2 separate regions of the Homo sapiens genome follow, and region 2 is linked to region 1. Evidence: read pairs that join two places in POLR2A ChIA-PET (ENCODE). Cell type or tissue: CD4-positive, alpha-beta T cell. All regions are shown on one strand.

Region 1 (8,000 bases):
GCAACCATTCTTGTGGGGAAGGAACCCAGGAGGGGATGCTAGCATACATAGGACTTGGAACTGGTGATCTGAAGGTCCCCTGCAGCCCTACGGCCTACATCCCATAAAGAGGGACCCTCTCCTCCTCACCTCATCTCCAGCATTTCTGCTTCCTCAAGCTTCTCCAGGGAGAAGTAGGCGCATCTCACTAGAAAAAACAAGAAAGCTGCCCTTTGCTCATTCAACACTTACTAAGCAGATACTGTGCCCTGGGCACCCAGTTTCAGAAATGAGTAAAACACCGGCCTTGCCTTCAAGGAACTCAAGAGACCCTGCGGCAGCCACAGTCTTACAGAGCAATTACCACCCTGGGTTGCAAGAGCCTAACGTAGGGTGGGGACAGGGGAGGTACAAAATGCTATCAGAGCTGGAGACGAAAGTCTCTAATACTCGGAGTGGGGCTGTGAAGGTGACTTTAAAGTTGTGCCTTGAAGGAGGCCAGGAGCGCACCAGGACAAGGCCATGGGAACCGCCGGTGCAAAGCAGGGAGACCTGGAACAGCAGGCTGGTGGGGACCAGTGACTGAACAGCACAGCGTGAACCCAAAGAGTGTTTGGCTTAAGGGTGGGGAGAGCTGAGCCGACTCCCTGAACTGCTAGGACTTAAACCTGAGAAGGCCCAGCAGCGTTTTCACTAGAGGATTGCTGGGGACAGATTTGTGACTTAGAAACTGAGCCGATGGAATGTGGACGACAGACCTGAGGGAAGAAAGACAGAGGACTCCAGGTTGCTCAGGAGGCTCATGGAACAGTGCAGGCTCCAGACCACGAGGCCTGAATTCTGGAAGTAGCAGCGGGGATGCAGGACGAGGAGCCGTTTTGTCTCATCAGGCACTCCAGAGGCAGGGACCCAGAACTTGGTTATGAAGTCAATGCGGGAGACTAGATAAGGGGAGGGACAGAGGAGTAAAGCATGGCAGCACTACAGAACCTGAGCCCGTGACTGAGAGAAGAGAGTTTGAAAAGCAAGTTTGCCAGGGAAGTTGGGCTGTGTGCTGGGCGACTTAGGCCGGAGGAGGCAAGACATTAAGAGTGGGGATGTTTCTCATTACCTGCAAAAGAGGCGTTAAAAAAACGGTCCCTCTGGACCCCACTGGCAGGCACTGACGGAGCGGCCAGGACACAGGAGAGCAGGCCTGGGGGGCTCAGCCCTGCAAGACTCAGCCTAGAGCTGCATGGACCCCAGTCAAGTGTTCCCGCCCTTCTTGCTGCTTCTGTGCCCTCTGGGGGAAGACACTGGAGGTGCAGTTAGGTCGCCGCGGGAAAGTTTGGACTCTTGCCTAAGGGTGCATCACAGAAGGGCCTCAGCTCCCTCCCCCAACTCCACCCACAGCTCCACCCCTAGCTTTTCCTCCTGCAAGTCCGTCCCCAACTTCTCCTCTTGCAGCTCCGCCCACAGCTCCACCCCAGCTGTTCTGCCCCCCTGCTCCTCCTCCCTCAGCTCCGCCCCAGCTGTTCCTCCCACAGTTCCGCCCCCCAGCTCCTCCTCCCGCAGCTCCGCCCCAGCTATTCCGACGCCAGCCCCTGCTCCACCCGGCACTTAACCATTTCCGCCCACAGCTCTTTCCCACAACTACGCCCTCCTCTTGCAGGCGGCTCCTCCAGAAGCTCTGACCCAGTCCCCGCTGCAGCCACAGCCCCAGCTTCTTACCCCCAGCTCCTCCTCCCACAGCTCTTTCCCACTGCCCCGCCCTGCTACCCCTTCATCACCGCTCCCAGCTCCGCCTCCTCTAGCCCCGTCTCGCTTCTCCTACCCCTCTGCCCACCCCAACAACCTTTCAGCTCTTTCCTCCAGCTCTGCACTAGCTCCTCCCCCGCAATTCTCACCCGCCAGCCTTGGTGCAGCTTGGCTCCTCCTTCTCCAGCTCTTTCCCGCAGCCCCGCCCCATCTGCTCCCACAGCGCTTTGCCACAGCCTCGCCCTGCTCCTCCTCCAGGAACGCCCGGCTTTCCCTCAGCTCCACCCTGCAGCTGAGCTGTGCACCAGGCCCTCCCACAGAGCTTTCTCGTGATTCCACCCTACACCTCCCCAAGCCGCCGCTCCCCTAAGCTGGTTCTCAGGAGTCCGCGGAGTCCTCCCGCAGCTGTTCCTCGCTCAATTGCCCACTGCCCCGGCCTGCTCCTCACACCACTGATGGCAAAGCCCCGACCCCAGACCCTCCCCAGTGGTTTCTCTCGGCCCGGCCCTACCCCGCCCCTCCAACGCCTGCTTCCAAGGCCCCGCCCCCAGCCCATCCTCAGCGGTTTCTCTCAGCTCCGCCCCGCCCCAGCCCCACCCGGCTCCTCCTGCGGCTGGTTAAAAGGCCCCGCCCCCAGCCGCTCCCCAATGGCTTCGCTCAGACCCGCCCTGCCCCGAACCCCCCCCTGCTTCTCCCGCGGCTGCCTCCGAAGCCCCGCCCCGCGCCGAGCCCCGCCTCTCCCCATCTCCTCCCTGTTTCTCCCGCGGGTGCTTCCAAAGCCCCGCCCCCAGCACCCCCCTCAGCGGTCTCTCTCAGCCCGATCCAACCCTTTTCTGAGCCCCGCCCTGTTTCTCCTGTGGCTGCGTGCAAACCCCACCCCCCAGCCCCACCCCAGAGGTTCCCCTCGGCCCTGCCCCGCCCCCCCAGCCCCGCTTCTCCAAAGGCTGTTTTCAAAGCCCCGCCCCCGAGCCCCTCCCCGGCGGTTCCCTCAGCCCCGCCCCACCCCTCCCCGAGCCCCAGCCCCCCCCGAACCCCGCCCCGCCCCACTCCTCCCCCAGCCCTGCCCTGCTTCTCCAGCACCAGCTTCCAAAGCCCCGCCCCCAACCCCTCCCCACTGGTTTCTTTCAGCCCCACCTTCCTCCTCTCACCAGCCCCCTCCCTCCCCGCGCTGGTTCTCAGGAGTCCGCGAGCTCCTCCTGCAGCCTCTCCTCGCCCAGATCGCCCATAGCCCCGCCCCCAATGGTTTCTCTCAGCCCCGCCCCACCCCCTCGAGTCCCCGCCCCATCCCAAGTCCCCGCCCCATCCCCTCAAGTCCCCGCCCCACTCTCAACCCCGCCCCAGCGGTTTCCTCACTCCCGCCCTTCCCCTCCCCCAGCTCCGCCCTCCTCCTCTCAGCCCCGCCCCCATCCCCTCCCCATTGGTTTCTCCCAGTTCCTTCCTGCTGGTCTCGCAGCTCTGGGCTTAAAAATCCTGCCTGGTGGTCTCGTCCCGCCCCTCCTCTTCCTCCCTCCGGTTCCTTTTCCTCCTTCCGGTTCTTGGTCTAGGCTGCCTGTCTCGAGCTCCCCGGCCTTGTCCTGGTTGGCTGGCGCGGGACAGGATCCGGTAAACTGAACAGCGTCTCCTTGTGGCAAGTGCGTGCGTACGTGCGTGGCGACGTCACTGCGTGGCTTCGTGAATACGTGGCTTCCTAGCGATTTGGCGGTGTATAGGCGTGGCTGAATACGGGCCTCCTGCGTACGTGCGTGGTGTACGTACGTGCGTGATTACGCGCACACGTACGTTCCTCATGAAAGGGACGACGGGAGCTGCATGAAAGCCGAAGTTATGGACCGCTAGCATCTGTCACTGGCCACCGGTTTCCGGGAGTAAGCGGCAGCTACCTTACAGCCCTGACACGAGCCGGGTGCTCTCTCTTCTCACCGCGGCCCACGTCTCCTCGCTGGCTCCGGTGGCCTCGCTGGGTCGCGAGGAGGCGGAGGACTGTACTCTGAGGCCAAAAGCCAGAGTCGGCCCTGAACGCCCACGACTCTCAGGGTCCAGAGGCCGTGAGACCGGCCGCGGCTGAAAGGTACCAGGGCCCCTGATGCCGGAGCCCGTGTGCTCGGCCCTCTTGCAGACGGTACTTGCGGGCTGGGGTTTCTTTCCCCTGGGTTTCGGGCAGAGAACCCGTGCGGGGCGCGCCCGAAGCGCCCTTTGGTGTCCCTTGCTCTCCCCATGGTCTCGGCCCCCCTCCTTCTAAGCGCGTGTACCCGCGACCTGCGTCTGCAAGTGCTGCTCCACACACAGCGGCCCCATCTCGGCCCGGTCTTCCCTGCCTCCCGCTTGGCCCCTGTGCTGTAAGCTCGCCTGGACCCCAGGCCGGGCGGTGCATAGCTCTGTGGCCTGTGGCCCCGTGCTCAGCATGACCTAACCAGAATTAAGCAGTGGACAATGGGATTTAGGCCCCCCAAACCCTCGTCCGATGACAATGGGAGGGGAAGTGTGATTTTTCTCCCCTCGGATGGAGCGTGCTCAGCTGTAGGAATGTGACTCAACTTGCTGAAATGATTTTCTGCTCTGCGGACTGGTGCACCCTGTGACCCAGACAGATGTGGAGGGTCCCACCGCTCTGATTAGCAGAACCAAACCGTGAGTGAGGTGCACATGTGTTACTCTTAGGACCGGCCCTCCCAGCTCTTGGTTTCCAATGCCTGCTGAGTAGAAGACCTTCCTAGGGCCATTAACCAGCTTTGCTGACTTGCATTTAATGACCTTTCCTCTTTATCTTCCTTGTTGTGCAGGTAAAGAAACCAAGTGGAAGAGTGTTTCCTCCTCTGGCCGTAAAGCAGGTACTCTCTGCAGCACCAGGTAGGAGGGGACTCAACCCCCTTCTTGCCTTTTCAGTTACATCAGTTCCTACTAGGGATTCCACACACACACAGTTGTTGTGATTTTGTGGTGATGACGAGAAAAGGGTTGGCTAAGAAACTGGGCGGCAGAAAAGAGGCAAACATTCACTGTAGCCATTTATCCCGATGGAAGTGGCCAGGCCCTGTGGGGGACATTCAGCCTCCGTCAGAAGTAATCCAGAACCAAGGAACCTGGTTATCTTTGGTCACTCATCAGAAGAATAATCATGCTCAGGGGCCACAAGTGTGTGAGGAAATGGCACCATGGATGGGTTGGTGGAGGGTACACGGGTGAGTCTTTGTGGAAAGTCATTTGCTGGCAGATATCAGCATCTTAGATGGGCGTGCCAGGCGGCCGAGGCATTTCCTTCAGCATGTCTTCACACAGCGAGTGTTAGAAGTAATGTCATTTCTAGTGGCAAAAGTGGGAAGCAACTTGTAACTCTCCATCAGTGGAGGAATGGTCAGGCAAATTATGAGACGACCAACAATGGGATATCACCCAGGCAGTGAAAAACAAGGTAGATGAAGATTGTCAGGTGGAAAGAATGGGCTTGATGTGCTGTCAAATGGCAAACTCGTGCCCTAGCCTGTGCAGATGTGTTGGGAACAGCAGTTTGCCAAGATGGCTGAAACAAAGGACCATAAAGGGGCTGGCTTAAAGAACAGACAATCATTGTCTCGCAGTTCTGGAGGATGGAAGTCTGAAATCAAAGTGGTGGCCAGGTTCGTTTGTTCTGTGGGCTGTGAAAGACAATCTGGTCTGTCCCTTTCTCTTAGCTGCAGGCGGCTGGCCGGCAATCTTTGGCACTCATTAGCTTGTAGAAGCATCTCCCTTATCTCTGCGTTTATCTTCTCATGGTGTTCTCCCTGTGTGCGTGACTGTCTCTCAAATCCCCCTTTTCATAAGGACGCCAGCCACATTGGATGCGGGTCCGCCCTGATGGCTTCAGTCTCACTTGATTGCCTCTGTAATGACTCTGTTTTTATATATAAGGCCACATTTTGAGGTGCTGGGGTTTAGGACTTCAACATACGCATTTTAAGAGGACACAATGCAACCCATCACAACTGACAAAGGCTCTGAGGTAGAAACAAGCTTGGCATGTTCCCTCAGGGGATGGAAGGCCTGTGTGGCTTCAGGGTGGTGAATAAAGGGGAGAGGAGAGGACGTGGCTGGGGTGGGAAACCAGATCAGGAGGGACCTTGAGTGCCCTGAGAGGAAGTGTGGATTCTGTGCTAGTTGGGGCAGGGAGCCCTTGAAAGGTTTCAGTAGAGGAGTGACATAATCTCATTGTCCCTGTACCAAGATCATTCCGATGGCAGTGTGGTCACAAGAGTGCAGAGGACAAGTGCTGGGGGGGGGTGGGGGTGCTATCAGGAGACTTCTTCAGAAGGCAGGGGGTTTTAGGGGATTGGATTGGGATTGTGGCCATAGAGATTATGGAAAGGGATCAGATTCAGTGTCGGTTTTGGACACAGTGCCACGGGATGTGGGCCGCAGATGTGGGAAAGAAAGGCAGGGCAGAGAGCAGCTAGGTCTGGGGCAGGAACACTGTAGCTGGTGATGCCACTCACAGAGGTGGAAGGGAGGTGGACTTGGTGGTGATGGTTGGGGTCCTGAGTATGTATGGGCCTGTCCACCTAAGGCTGAGTCTGAAGGGGGGTGGCCTGCACCACGGGATTCAGAGCAGGACGGTGAGCAACATGGGGGTCCCAGAAGAAGGGAAGGAGTGTGCCCAGCCATGCTGGGGCTGCTGAGCATGGACTAAGATGAAGACAGGACTGGCATGAGGCCGGCCATGGGTGCTTGTGGGGATAGGTCAGTCAGTGGAGTGGGTGGTGGGGGGGGTGGGGAATAAAGGGAGAAAGGTGGGGGTGGGGGCAGAAGGTTCAGAGAGGAAGTAGAGACTGCGCATGTAGACAGCTCTTCTGAGGTCTCGGCTGTTCAGGGTTGTAGAGAAGGGAGGCAGAGTGGGAGGCGCGCGTGTGCTCAGAGTAGGGATGCTGAGCGAGCATAGATGGTGGCTGGTGGCACCCAGGGCCCGGAGTGAGCCAGAGGAGCAGGGTCCAGAGCACAGCAGGCAACCGGCTCAGCTGAGGCAGCTCACCCCAGAGGCGGGAGAAAAGCAGGAGATCTGGAGCTCAGAAGGCTGCAGTGCAGACTGGGAAAGGAGTGAATACCAGGCAGCTTTGGCCCTATCAGGGCTTTGTCTCATGAGGGTGGGTATATTTTCTTAAAATCATAGAGCGTACTAGAGGTTGCGTTTATGTGTTGAAAGGAAGGACAGAGAGAGGAGTAGGGGCAGCTCAAGGGTGGAGTTCAGGGCCAGGGGGCGGGGCCACGGGCCTGAGGGGTGAGGGCGGCCACTATTTCTGACTGTTCTGTTAGGTGCCACGTACTGGGCTGGGTGCTCTTGGTGCCTTATCTCCCTTCCTCACAGCCATGTGGAAACTGAGGCATCTCAAGAGTCTATGACTGGGCTGAGGTTCTGGTTTCAAGCCCAGGGTTCCTTCCAAGGCACAGGGCTGTCCTCCGTGCAAGAGGAGGGGACCCTCTCCCAAGCCACACACGCAGGAGGCTGGGCAAGAGTTGTGGGAAGTCAGAGCCCGTGTGACTGTGGGCTGGTGCCTCATTCTCCTCAGCCATAGAGTGGGCCTCACAGTACCACTGACCCTGCTGGGTTACTTGAAGATTCAATTTGATGATCTGAAGATCATGCCATCCCAGAGGCTGGCACGTGGAAGGCATGTGTGGGGGGTTGCCAGTTGTTCTGATTATCATTCTTCTTTTCTCAGCTCAGATTGGGACAGGGGCGTCTGCTGACAGTGGAGAGCAGTGGTGGGGGAAGGGGCTTGAGGAAGGTGGCACCCAGAGGGGTGGAGAGGAGATGTCTGACTGAGGGCCATCTGAGGTCACGGTGCATCCTGAGGACAGAGCTGAGATTGGATATCAACGATGTGGGCTCAGCAGCCCTGGAGTAGGAGCTGGGAAGGTCAGTGCCTTGGTGGCGGCAGGGCCAGGGCACTGAGAGTATTGGCAGGGCACAGCAGGGGAAAGGGAAGAGAAGCAGAGCGTGGGACTGTCCCTCTGTGCTGGAAGAGGGCTAACACCAGCCCCGACTCTCCGCTCTGGCTAGGCCGAGGGGGCCCTCTGTCCTCTGTGTTGCCCTAGGGCTCGGTGACCTCTGTCATAGCACTGACCACATGCTATCCTGCCTGTGCCTTCCTCTAGCTGTCCCCGCCCTACTCCGGACCGCCCCAAAGACTCCATGGGATGGACCTGAGTCAGCCGAATCCTAGCCCCTTCCCTTGGGCCTGCTGTGGTGCTCGACATCAGTGACAGACGGAAGCAGCAGACCATCAAGGTCAGTGCGATTTAGGCCACCTGAGAGA
Region 2 (8,000 bases), 1.5 Mb before region 1:
CAAAATGGATAAAATAACTAAAACATAAAGATATAAAGTTTTAAGACATAAAAGAACACAGAGGGAAAGGTCCTTAACATTGGCCTCAGTAATGATTTTTTGGATATCACACCAAAAGCTCAGGCTACAAAAGAAAAAATAAAGCGGCTTGCATCAAACTAAAAAGCTTCTGTACTGCAAAGGAAACAATCAACAAAATGAAAAGGCAGCTTACAGACTAGGAAAACATATTTGCGAACCACCTATCTTGTAAGGGGTTAATACCCCAAAATTTATAAAGAACTCTTACAACTCAGCAGAAAAACCACCTGATTAAAATATGGACAACAGCTGGACAGACATTTCTCCAAAGACATAAAAATGGCCAAGAGATAAATGAAAATGTGCTCAACATCACTAAATCATCAGGGAAATGCAAATCAAAACCACTATGAGATATAACCTCACACTTCTAAGGACAGCTATTATCAAAAAGGCAAGTGATAACAAATGTTTGTAAAAGTGTGGAGAAAAAGAAACCCTACTACATTGTGACTGGAAATGTAGACTGGTACAGCCATTATGGAAAACAGTTCCTAAAGAAATTAAAAATAGAACTACCACACAGCCCAGCAATCTCTCTTCTGGAATATAAGCAAAGGAGATGAAATCACTACCTCGTAAAAATATCTGCACTTCCATGTTCATTGCAGCATTATTCACAATAGCCAAGATTTGAAAACAACCTACGTGTATGTAGACAGACAAAATAAAGAAACCGTAGTGTATATATACAAGGGAATATTTTATTCAGCCTTAAAAGAGGACATCTGCCATTTGCCACAACATGGATGGACCTGGAAGACATGTTAAGTAAAATAAGCCAAACGCAGAAAGACGAATACTACATGAGCTCACTTATATGTGGAATCTTTAAAAAAAAAAAAAAAAGGTCAACGGTCAACTACACAGGGACAGAGAATAAAACAGTAGTTACCATGGCGGTGGGGGTGGGAGGCTGGAGGGGAGGAAATAGGAAGATATACATCAAAGGACACAAAGCAGTAGATATATGGATTAACAAGTGAGATATCTAATGTACAAGAGGACTATAGGCAATAAAGTTGCATGGTATTAGGGACTTTTGTAAATAAGATTTTAGCTGCCTCTGGTCACACACACACAAAAGTATGTGAGATGACAGATATATTAATCTGCTTCACCATAGTAATCATTTTACTATATGTATGCCATAACATCATGTTATGAACCTCAAATATACACAATGAAATTTATTTAAAAAGAACCTGAACAAAAAACCCACAAAAACATTGAGTAAAATATATATTAAATATAACTAACCTCATGCCTATTTCTTGATCACATGCTCTGCACATGTGTGAGAAATTAAATGCTTACTGCTGTAAAAAAAAAAGTTCTAATATTTTCTTTTGGTACTTAAATGGATCATCTTTTAGCAGGCCTCATTTTGGTTATTACTGAGCTATACAACTCTCATTTAATATACATAAGCTCCCTTAAACTGTTTCCTACTAGTAAATTTTTAGAGAAATTTATTGTGTAATCCTCATGAAGAGTATGAGTGTCTGCAGTGGAGAATCTACAAAAAATACAAAGAGTCACTAATTGGCCAATTCTTTTGTGCACCCTAAAAAAAGCACTTGACTTTGGTGTTTCTATGGTGAGTAAAAAAGTATGTTTTAGGAATGCAACTTTCAGATTATCTAACTTGTTAAAGGAACAGAAAGGAAGTGTTAACTGATTGTTTTGTTCTTTACATGACCTCTCTTGAGTATCTATTATCTGGTCTGGCTTTTAAAAAGTTTATTATTGAAAAGATGATATAACACCATAAAAATGTTTTAAAGTAAACAAAATCACCTATAATCCCACCACCCAAATATAACCTTTCTACATATTAATTTCTAGCCCCCACACAATCTATACACAGCATACCTTAATAATTTATGGCTAATTCCTTCTCACTTCTCTCTTTACCTCAAACTTCAAAAATGTGACTACTTTTCTGTGTTGTGACCTCACTAATATGGGACTAAGCATTAAGTCAAAGTGTACATACAAACTTTTGAAAACTAGCAAACTTCCTCTACTGTTTATAGGACATTTTCTCCCTGGATTCCAGCCACAAGAGCTGTTGGTTTTGCTGATGCAAGCCACCTTGGGTAAAATCAGTGGCTTATCCAAGACAAAGCAACTGATGCTATTCAATTGATTTATCCTATGTATCTTTGGGTGTTACTGAGCAGAGATTTGTTAGAAGTGAGGAATGAGAAAGGCTGGAATTAAAGTTGTCCTCACACAAAGGAAAAAGTTCAGGATGAACCTTAATCTGCCTCCATTTATAACACCACCTAGTTTTCCCACTTCATACAAACTTCTGCAGCCAACATTGAGCAGACAGAGCCTACCACATTCCCTTTTGTAGCAAGTAAGACAACAGGAATTCTTTCTCCCACAGTCAAGATTTCACTGCAAATTCCATTAGGAAACCAGAATCAGTCTAGAAGGACTATGCTGTAAGTGTATCTAATAAAAATATGTTGGTATTCTCATAAATGAATAATTAAAAAAAAACCCACATTGAGGCTGGATAAAGAAAATGCGGTACATATACACCATGGAACACTATGCAGCCATAAAAAAGAATGAGATCATGTCCTTTGCAGCAACATGACTGGAGCTGGAAGCCATTATTCTAAGCAAATTAAGACAGGAAAAGAAAACCAAATACTGCACGTTCTCATAAGTGGGAACTAAACAACAAGAACAGATGGACACTAGGAGAGGAACAACAGACAGTGCGGTCTACTTGAGGGTGGAGGCTGGGAGGAGGGAGAGAATCAGAAAAAACGCCTATCGGGTACTATGCTTATTACCTGGGTGACAAAATTACCTGTACGCCAAGCCCCCGTGACATGCAGTTTACCTATATAACAAACCTGCGCATGTACTCATGAACCTAAAATAAAAGTTAAAAAAAAAAAAAAAAAACTCACAATGACCCTGTCGGAAAGAGAAGGCATCACAGAGCTCCAAAGATCGTGGGCTTTGGAGTCAGTGAGCTTGGTCAAACGTTAGCTTCAATTACATACTAACTTTGTCGCCTAATTCTGTAATCACTCACCCTCAGTTTCAAGTCACTTACCCTCAACTGCATCCTCTTCAAAATTGGGAAATCAAGCAGTTAGAGAAATTAAGAATTCTGACAATGTATGTAAAGCACGTGCACTGAGCCTGGCATACAGTAGGTCTTAACGAATGATAGCTAACTCCCTCACCACTCCCTTGCCTACTGGGGTGGGCCAGAACCACCTGCTCTCTCATACATTCCTTCAACTCAGTCACCAGCCTCTATCTTACTGATTCCCCAAGTGAAGCAATCTCACACCAGGGGACTATTCCCTTCTACTCCTTCATTCATACAGCAAACATTTATTAAGCCCCGACTATGCAGGCCCCCTAGGGAACACGGAGATGAAGGAGACTGCATTCCTGTCCTCAGAAGGCTGACCCTGCGGTAATGAAAGAGACTGCAATATAGACACAGCGAGAGAAAGTGCTAGGATAGGAGCATGAGCTGAAGGCCCACTGACCTATTCCCCATGACCCCGGATCCCTTGTTCCCGAGCGAAAGTTCGGGGCCGGGAGTTTAGACGTCTCAGGCTCCAACCTGCTTTCCCCGCCCCCTTCCCTGAGGCCAGGTCCCCGGGGTCCAGACCTCACGCCCACCCATTCAGCTAGGGCCTTCCCTCAAGCCCTGCTCCAGGCTGGGGCCAGTCCGCCTCGCGGTCCAGGCCCCGCTCAGGGCTACCTGAACTCAGGAGGCTGCAGTGCGTTCAGCGCCGCCTTATCCGGGCGCTCCATGGTGTAGCCGTGCCGGCACAGGCGCTCGGCGGCGGAGCTGGGCTCGGCGGCCGCGCTCAGTAAGCTCCGCGAGGGAACGGCCGAGGCGGTTCGCACCGGAAGTAGCGGTTCGCGCCGGAAGTGCCCGTTCGCGCCGGAAGTGCCCGTTCGCGCCGGGCGGCGGGCCACAGTACGCAGGCGCGGCGCGGCGCGGCGCGCCGCAGCGACGCAGGGCTGTTGCCGGCGCGGGGGCGGGCGCTCACATGACTTACCGGCGGTGGCTCCGCGGCGTGCGCCCTGCCAGGAGGGGCCTGTGCTCGAGGAGCAGGCCTGGCGAGTAGCCCAGCCACTCCACGTTGAGCCGGGACTTGCCGCGCAACATGGTCCTCCTGGGCGGGCGGCGGCTACGCCGCCCCCTGAACTCGCGTGAACACTGGTCCTCGTCTGCGTCTCGGTCGCTGAGCTGGGGGCCGCAAGGAGACCCGAGCATATGAGCCGCGAAGAGGGACTACCAGCCAGAGGGCTGTGGTGCTAGGCAACTGAGCGTATTCCGCCGACGACAACACAAAAAAGCAGTGCGCATTATTTCGCCACTACTTGAGCAAATAAATGCCTCATTAATTACTGCCCGCAGTGGTAGGAAGTCAAGCCCTTGGCAGCTGGGAGGAGTTAAAACACTCACCCGAGTCCGTAAAACTAGAGAATGTCAGAGTTCAAAGAGCTCTTGCTGAGAATGACTGTTCCAGACTCGATGCCAGTGACCCCCAACTTCCACTTAAAAGTTAAAAACATATTTTGCAGCTGCTCAGAAAGCCGCCAATGAGACAACAGGGACTCAAATAGTAAGAACAGATGGGCCTCCCGGGCCTGCGCAACCCGAGAGAGGTAAAAACGAAAGGGTGGGTAAGTCTGGAGTCAGGCTTGACAAAATTAAGTTGCCACTGGCTGCTAATAAGAGGACAGCCCTTAACATGGTCAGCGCCTGGAAAGGGCCGCTGACCACACAGCTATTTTCTGCACCACATGGATACAAAGACCACATCTGAAATCATGACTAAACCAGCAGCTTAGAGTGGTGGAAAGGGCAATGGACTGGGCAGCAGGAAGTCCAGGTTTTAGTTCAAACTGAATAATCCCCCTCTAGGGCTGACTGTGCTGGCTCACGCCTGTAATCTCAACACTTTGGGAAGCTGAGGCAGGAGGATTGCGTGAGGCCAGTAGTTCCAGAGCAGCTTGGGCAGCATAGCAAGACTCCGTCTCTAAAAAACAAACTGTAAAATATTTAATAAAAATAATAGTAATCTCTATCTGGGCCTCATCTAGACCTTTAGGTGAGTAAGAACCACCTAATGTAAGAACTTGGGGTACAAAGAGAATCTAGCTCTGGGGTAGGCAAACTGAGCCAGCCGACCTAATACATGGAGCCTACCACCTGTTTTTCTACAGCCCTGAGGTAAGAATGGTTTTTCCTTTTTAAATTGTTGAAAACGTCAAAAGAATAACATGACACGTGAAATTTATATGAAATTCAAATTTCAGCGTCTATTGATAAAATTTTATTGGAGCTCAGCCATTCTCATTTGTTTGTATTATCTACAACAGCAATGTTGAGTAGTTGTGACAGAGACGGTATGATCTGCAACGCCCAAAATGATCTGCAATGCCCAAAATTCTTACCATCTGACCCTTTTACAGAAGAGTTTGCTGACCCCTGCTCTAGCTAATCAGCCTGCAGTGAGGTCCTTCAATCCCTAGGGACCCATAAATGTAGTAATGGTGGTTCTGAAGGCAGTTTTTAATATTTTTAAAAACCTAATGAATCTATTTACTGTTAGGCATCCAAAGCTACTTAAAATATCACCGTTCTTTGATTTTTGACACTTACTATATCATGATGAGGTTATCCTAGTTATCCCATAAGAAAAGACTGTTCACAGATTATTATGAAAATAAGCCACAGTATACTTAATAGAATAAATCTTTTAAAACATAGAATGAACACAAGTGGGGGAACGGAATTGTGACTTATTGTTCCCCAATACCTAGAGTAGGGCCTGGTATATAGTAGGAACTAATAAATATTTGTTAAATAAATAAATTGGGTCCACAAAAGGAAAAAGAGCAAAATAGTTCTTGATGGTGAAAAAATTGGGAACCAGCTTGGCGTGGTGGCACATGCCTGTAATCCCAGCTACTCAGGAGGCTGAGGCAGAAAATCGCTTGAACTCAGGAGGCGGAGGTTGCAGTGAGCCAAGATCGTGCCACTGCACTGCACTCCAGCCTGGGTGACAGAGTAAGACTCTGTCCACCCCCCCCCAAAAAAACTGGGAACCACTGTTGTTGTAGTTTGCCGGAGCTGCCATAACAAATGCCACAAACTAAGTGGCTCCAACAACAGAAGTTAATCATCTCCCAGTTCAGGAGGTTAGAAGTCTGAGATGGAGATGTTGGCGAGGCTGGTTCCTTCTGAAGGTTGTGAAGGAAGGACTGTTCCAGGCCCCTCTTCTGTTTTCTGGTGGTTTGCTGACAATCTTTGGCATTTCTTGGCTTGTAGAAGCATCACCCTGATCTCTGCATTTTTCTTCAAACGGCCTTCTCCCTGCGTCTGTGTTTCTGTCCAAATTTTCCCTTTTTATAAGGACACCAGTCATAATGCATTAGGGGCCCACCCTACACCTGTATGAACTTAATTATTTACATCTGCAGCGACGCTGTTTCACTCTGGGGTACTGGGGGCTAGGATTTCAGCATATGAATTTGGGGATGGTGTGGGTGACCGGGCCAGCAATTCAACCCATAACAGTAGTCTAAACACTTCCTTGTACAGATGAGAAAACTGCGGCCCAGAGAGGGGACGGGACTTGTGGGAAGTCACACATTTATCTAGTGGGATGTAGCTTGACTCCTGACTCCCAGGCTGGCACTTTTACACTCCCACATTAACAGCCTAAGTTGCACTTGTGTGATAACTTAAACAGGAACCATTCATAAATGAGATTTGCTGTGGGAAAAACTTCTCATGTAATTTACATAGTAGTGTTTTTAAATATAAACAAAAGCTCTCATATCTCTTATTTATTTATTTATTTATTTATTTATTTATTTATTTATTTATTTCGAGACAGAGTCTCGCTCTTTCGCCCAGGCTGGAATGCAGTGGCGCGATCTCCGCTCACTGCAAGCTCTGCCTCCCGGGTTCACGCCATTCTCCTGCCTCAGCCTCCCGAGTAGCTGGGACTACAGGCGCCTGCCACCACGCCCGGCTAATTTTTTGTATTTTTTTTAATAGAGACGGGGGTTTCACCGTGTTAGCCAGGATGGTCTCGATCTCCTGACCTCGTGATCCGCCCGCCTCGGCCTCCCAAAGTGCTGGGATTACAGGCGTGAGCCACCACGCCCTGCCATATCTCTTTTTTATGCTGACTTATACACTCTACCAACATTTACTGTGAGCTTACTGAGGTAGACACAGAACTTTAAAAATAAACTCAGAATCTGTACTAGAAGGAAAGAATCTAGCCAGCAGTCAGCCCTCTCAACAGAGCCCTGAAACCTCCTACCTGCAGTGCTACAAAAGAATTAGAGGCAAGTGGAGCCCACACAGAGCCGTTGCCATGGGAATGAAATGGTGTGTTAGGGGGTGTGGCCACTACAGAGGAAACCATAATAGTGGTTTCCTACCACTGCTGCCCTAAAGCATGTGTCTTGTGCTTCATTTTACTGAGCATATTCACAGTCCCTACAATTTATACCATCCCCACTTCATAAGTGGAAAAACTGAGGCCAGGGAAAATTTCAGAGTCTGGTGAAGGCTTCCCAATGCCCCTTAAAGTCAGAAACTGATTCTCAAACTGAAAGAGCCCCAGTTTGGCACTTTAATTTTAGTTGAGAAAACTGACAGCTAAAGATGGGAAGTGATTTGCCCCAAATTCCCTAGGTCAGTGATAGAATTAGAGAATGTATAGTTCCTAATTCTGTCTCATGTTTTCTCCACCATATTGTTGTAAACTTCTGTACTACTTGTAAGACACGTTTTCTCCACCATATTGTTATAAACTTCTGTACTATTAACCCAGTGACGTGAAAAGTATACACCCAAAGACACGTTTTGCAACCCCAAATTGCTTTACTTACCC

The links. Peaks named below come from ENCODE experiments on the same cell type or tissue, not always from the same donor. Only the 100,000 strongest peaks of a DNase experiment are listed, where the experiment ranks them.
Region 2: POLR2A ChIA-PET joins it to region 1 with 11 read pairs; 3 of 35 experiments call an interaction of 5 or more read pairs at or near these places.

The regions. Positions count from the first base shown.
Region 1 is chrX:149,933,977-149,941,976 of GRCh38, reverse strand. It overlaps EOLA2 (endothelium and lymphocyte associated ASCH domain 2), which reads left to right and starts at 3,486. Exons shown (of 5, transcript NM_001013845.2): 1 at 3,486-3,784; 2 at 4,497-4,544; 3 at 7,840-7,972. It overlaps EOLA2-DT (EOLA2 divergent transcript), which reads right to left and starts at 3,429. Exons shown (of 12, transcript NR_027456.1): 1 at 3,191-3,429; 2 at 1,091-1,318; 3 at 130-187. RefSeq lists silencers at 1,481-1,590, 2,241-2,300, 2,581-2,660, 2,771-3,040. In CD4-positive, alpha-beta T cell, CTCF peaks have their summits at 1,187 and 3,368 (motif pointing left); DNase peaks (open chromatin) are centred at 1,426, 2,506, 2,876, 3,386 and 2 weaker places; H3K4me3 peaks cover 3,156 bases; H3K27ac peaks cover 2,033 bases.
Region 2 is chrX:151,393,194-151,401,193 of GRCh38, reverse strand. It overlaps VMA21 (vacuolar ATPase assembly factor VMA21), which reads right to left and starts at 3,988. Exons shown (of 3, transcript NM_001017980.4): 1 at 3,833-3,988. The coding sequence starts at 3,885. RefSeq lists enhancers at 3,438-3,497, 3,558-3,707 and a silencer at 3,988-4,147. In CD4-positive, alpha-beta T cell, no CTCF peak of the experiment used is centred here; DNase peaks (open chromatin) are centred at 4,093 and 7,483; H3K4me3 peaks cover 2,098 bases; H3K27ac peaks cover 2,801 bases.